2 separate regions of the Homo sapiens genome follow, and region 1 is linked to region 2. Evidence: chromatin loops called from intact Hi-C (ENCODE). Cell type or tissue: gastrocnemius medialis. All regions are shown on one strand.

Region 1 (2,500 bases), 310 kb after region 2:
GCTCACCGCAACCTCTGCCTCCTGGATTCAAGCGATTCTCCTGCCTCAGCCTCCTGAGTAGCTGGGATTACAGACATGCGCCACCATGCCCGGCTAATTTTGTATTTTTCATAGAGATGGAGTTTCTCCATGTTGGCCAGGCTGGTCCCAAACTCCCAACCTCAGGTGATCCGCCTGCCTCAGCCTCCCAAAGTGCTGGGATTACAGGCGTGAGCCACCACACCAGCTTTTTTTTTGCTTTTTATTGGGAAATATTTTTAAATGTGTAGAAAAGTTATGTTTAATAAAATGGGCTTTAAAATTTGTTTTATACCTGAGCTACCTGCCCATTTTATTATTTTTACTGTAGAAAAAATAATTCATTTGCTTATAAAGTAGCCAAATATTCTTAAGTCAAATTTGGCTTATCAGTCTATGCATAAGGTAAAATCAAATTCAGAAGAGAACTGATTGAATATCTGATTTTTAGCTCAGGACCTTGTACTTTGAGATGCTCTATAATTAATAGTTGAATTTAACTGAGCATGATATTCAAATCTTTGAAACTGATTCTTGGGCAAGAGTATGTTCAAGAAAGACATTCATCAAGAAAGCTATCAGTGTAGAGATTTATTTGGGAAATGTTAGAAAAAGAAGTAATAAAATGGAGATGCTCTGTTTTAAAAACAACGCATTTAGCACTTTTTTTTTTTTTTTTTTTTTTTTTGAGATGGAGTCTCACTCTGTCGCCCAGGCTGGAGTGCAGTGGTGCGATCTCCACTTACTGCAAGCTCCGCCTCCTGGGTTCACGCCATTCTCCTGCCTCAGCCTCCTGAGTAGCTGGGACTGCAGGTGCCCGCCATCACACCCAGCTAATTTTTTTGTATTTTTAGTAGAGACGGGGTTTCACCATGTTAGCCAGGATGGTCTCGATTTCCTGACCTCGTGATCCGCCCACCTTGACCTCCCAAAGTGTTGGGATTACAGGCGTGAGCCACCGCACCCAGCCACATTTAGCACTTTTAGGCACAATTTAGATAAGGCAGGATGAGTTGGAGAGTGCTTAGTTTATTTTTAGGTATGTTTTATTTGTAAAACCCAACTATGAGTCACTGGGGCATTCATGCCAAATGTGTGCAAAGGTACATCTGAGCTTACTGAGCGAAACTGAACAGCAAGACCAGATGCCAGGGACAAGTGAGAGCATCAGAAGCCCAGCGAGGGAACAGGGAGATTGGTGTCCAAGACTCCAGGAGAAATTGGGGTTTTTGTTTGTTTGTTTGTTTTCTTTTTTGAGACAGATTCTCACTCTGTCACCCAAGCTGGAGTGCAGTGGTACGATCTCTGCTCACTGAGACCTCTGCCTCCTCGGTTCAAGCGATTCTTCTGCCTCAGCTTCCCGAGTAGCTGGGATCACAGGCATGCACCACGATGCCTGGCTAATTTTTGTATTTTTGGTAGAGACAGAGTTTTACCATGTTGGCCAGGCTGGCCTTGAACTCCTGACCTCAGGAGATCTGCCTGCCTTGGCCTCCCGAAGTACTGGGATTATGGGCATGAGCCACTGTGTCTGGGTGAGAATCAGGTTTTTAAATTAAATGCTAAGAAAAGGAGTGGAGACACTGGGCAGGAAAGTTGGGGGTGGGTACAGGAGGGACAGAAGCACAGAGATGTGGAGGGACACTTTGCTCTCAGGACAGATCCGAGTCCATGGCCCCCATCAAGATGGGACTGTGAGAACACTCCTCCTGCTTTGCCTTTTCACATGCTTAGGCGGTGCCAGTGTCCCGGGTGACACCTTTCTTCTAAGGAACATGCAGTGCTTTGGACATAAGGAAACTGAAGACAGGTAATGTTACTTCAGTAACATTCAAAATGAATTTCCTCTTGCCAAATAATCATGACTAGTGAATTTGGATTTACTGTAACTGGGGAACTGTTACCCAAAAGTGTGGGTGTCAATAGGGCCAACCTGGAAGGTAAATGGGAATGTTTCTCCATTTTAGGTTTTACAGGATATGTGGGTTGAGTGTCCCTTATCTGAAATGCTTGGGACCAGAAGCAATGCAGATTTCGGATTTTGGAATATTTGCTTCATCATACCAGTTCAGCATCCCCAGTCCAGAAATACAAAATGCTCCAATGGGCATTTCTTTCAGCATCATGTTGTCACTCAAAAAGTTTCTGATTTTAGAACATTTTGGATTCTTATGGCTTTCTAATCTCCAGTAAATCCAGCCCCCCCCATAAGAGATTGTGTGTGTGTCTGTGTCTGTGTGTGTGTGTGTGTGTCTGTGTGTGTGTCTGTGTGTCTGTGTGTATCTGTTCCCTCCCCTCAATTAGGGCAATTGTTTAGTAAAATTTAAATCAAAGGAAAAAGGCCACTCCATGTTTTAATACAGGAACAACTTCCACACCACACAAAAGACAAACTATTTTCATTACAGTCCCACCGGCTTCATTGGTTAATACAGCCACAGCTACACAATAATGAGCCATCACTTATATATGAATACTTTAA
Region 2 (2,500 bases):
GCCCAGCTAGTTTTTAAATATTTTTTGTAGAGATGGGGGTCTCGCTGTGTTGCCCAGGCTGGTCTGGAAGTCCTGGGCTCAAGTGATCCTCCTGCCTTGGCCTCCCAGAGTGCCGGGATTATAGGCATGAGCCACTGTGCCTGGCCTAATTAGCTGACTTAATTAGATCACGAAGTTAGGCAGTGGTCTTGAGCCCAGGTCCTTGGACCCCAATGCTTCCTTCTTCTGCTTGACAAAGGAAGCTGTTTAGCATCGTGACTGAGGGTCCAGGCTTTGTGGCTTGACAGTTTCCTTCACCTCCCAGTTTCCTCGTCTGTAGAATGAGACTCCTCACAGAACCTCCTCCACAAGACTGTTGTGAGGAATGATTGGAAAGGTGCGTTTAAGTCATCTGGCACACGCCGACTACTTGGTTAACATAGGTATTATTATTGGATTCAGGAACAACCAGTTTTTACAAGGGGATGGGCGCATGAAACCATTTGAGACTGTTTCGAAACACCTGTGTTAGGACCCACCCTACACCTACTGGATCAGAATGTCTCTGTCTTGAGAAAGGGAGCAGGAGGCGAGGACCGCGTGTTTGTTCTGATGCCCTCCTTTGATGAGAACTGCTGCTCTGGTGCTCGCTGCTCAGTATTCCGGAGTCTCACTACTCAAAGTGTGCTCTTGGACCAGCTGTCAGCACTTCAGGTCCTCTTCCTTCTGCATCAGAATGTCCTTTTAAAAAGATCCCCAGGAAATTCAAATGCTCATTAAAGTTTGAGAAACACTGTAAAGGTTAAAAAAACATAAAAAAAAAAATACCCACACATACTACCCCCACCCATTTAGGAAAGAGTTGTTTTTTAGTTGTTTTGCAACCACAGAGTAAGCAATCATGTTGTAATACCCAATATCTTGGATTTGTTTAAAGGAGTGCTGGCAACATAACAGATAAGGGAGGCCAACCTCAGAACCGGGGACCCACAACAGGACTGGTCAGGGAGGACTGTGGCAAACCTCAGAGTCAGAACAGGATTAAAGAGAGGGCCAGGAGTCAGTTCAGGCCAGGTGGCCATCCGTCACAGCTGTCTGCAGTCTTCTGGGGTGGGGGCAGAGGTGCTGGCCCTTGGGGCTCCCCCACCTGCCCATGCCAGGACTCTGGAGGCTTAGCTCCTCCCTTTGTACCAGGCACGTCCAGAGCCCTGGCTACCAGGATCCGATCAGCAGCTCTGAAGCGCAGCCTGCCAGCTGGCGGCTCCTCCTTCTCCAGGCTGTTCTCTGGGCTTCAGATTTCTTGCTGCCTCTCTCCTGCACTGACCTTGCAGCTTCTCCTTCTCTCCAGACGAGCGATTGCCGGTTGAGGAAAAAACGCTTGAAGGGCCAAGGACAGGGACTGGAAAGCAGGAGGAAAAAGCAGAATGGTCCTGTGGTCCGTGTGTGTATTTAGGGGTGAGGGCAGATACAGGGAGAGTGGGAGAGGAAGGCTGGGGAGCCACCCGTGTGGCCCTGATCCTCTAGTTAAAGCTCCAGTGATGGACGCGTCGTGTGTCCTGTAGACACTGGCTCAGACACTGTGGTTGGGTCCTCACCTTGGGTTGGTCCCTCACTAGGACCCTCTTGGAGATGGATCTTGAGAGAGATGAGGAAGAGGCAGAGGGGGTGGTGGGAGGAGGGGGTCTGACGTCAGGGTCAAGAGGCAGATTGGTGCCCTCTGTATAGGGATGGTGGAGAGGTCATTGGGCTGGTTCTGTGGGGACTTTTGTAAGTTATCTCTTTAAACCTCAACTTCTCCATTTGTATTACCAGATTATGGCTTCCTAAAGTTGTTAAAGATTTTGTTAATCCTTTACCTGGTAAATGCCTGACATATAATAGGCGCTAAATCAGCCATTCAGTTCCTTCGTCACTGCTCCCACCTGCAGGCTGAGCCCCATTTCCACCGTGGATTTCTGACTAGTTCCCATGGGCATGCCGGCCGTGATGACTTTCCCCCTCACTTCCTTCTTCCTTTCCCTCCAACACTGGCCTTGGTTGGAAGCTAGAGAGCCAGAGAGCTGTGGAGGAAGAATTCAGTGCAGGAAGCCCTACAACCTTGGTTAGAACAGAAGGGCAGAACAAACAAATACTTGGTGTGTTTGTGACCCACCTTAGGCCTCTACTTCTCATGCATGTGAGTGCCTCAGTTTAGGCTGAACACTAGCCCAGGTGGTTTGCTTACCTGGGAGAGGTTGTAGCCACTGGCCCAGACACTGTTGTTGGTCCTCACCTTGGGTTGGTCACTCACTAGGACCCTCTTGGACATGAATTTTGAGAGAGATGAGGAAGAGGCGGGGGCGGTGGGAGGGGGGGTCTGACGTCAGGGTCAAGAGGCAGATTTGGTCCCCTCTATAGCGGTGCTGGAGAGGTCATTGGGCATGTCATGCAGTGGCTGCACAGTCAGTCCCAGCTCCCCTGCTTTCTTACCCTGGGACCTTCATTGACCTGAGCCTCAGCTTTTCCATTTGCAGAATGGGAG

Evidence for each region. A loop is a pair of places that touch in the nucleus more often than their neighbours do. Peaks named below come from ENCODE experiments on the same cell type or tissue, not always from the same donor. Only the 100,000 strongest peaks of a DNase experiment are listed, where the experiment ranks them.
Region 1: it touches region 2 in a loop (3-fold over the local background); 2 of 110 quality-filtered maps call a loop at or near these places.

The regions. Positions count from the first base shown.
Region 1 is chr1:9,554,430-9,556,929 of GRCh38, forward strand. All of the region lies in intron 2 of SLC25A33 (solute carrier family 25 member 33), which reads left to right. Among named protein-coding and RNA genes, the nearest start is that of SLC25A33, 16 kb to the left of the region's middle. RefSeq lists a silencer at 988-1,188. In gastrocnemius medialis, no CTCF peak of the experiment used is centred here; DNase peaks (open chromatin) are centred at 812, 1,142 and 1,752; H3K4me3 peaks cover 848 bases; H3K27ac peaks cover 2,500 bases.
Region 2 is chr1:9,241,554-9,244,053 of GRCh38, forward strand. All of the region lies in intron 1 of H6PD (hexose-6-phosphate dehydrogenase/glucose 1-dehydrogenase), which reads left to right. It overlaps LOC124903836 (a long non-coding RNA gene), which reads right to left and starts at 1,165. Exons shown (of 2, transcript XR_007065455.1): 1 at 1,003-1,165; 2 at 410-720. In gastrocnemius medialis, no CTCF peak of the experiment used is centred here; DNase peaks (open chromatin) are centred at 578, 1,158 and 1,587; H3K4me3 peaks cover 1,389 bases; H3K27ac peaks cover 2,500 bases.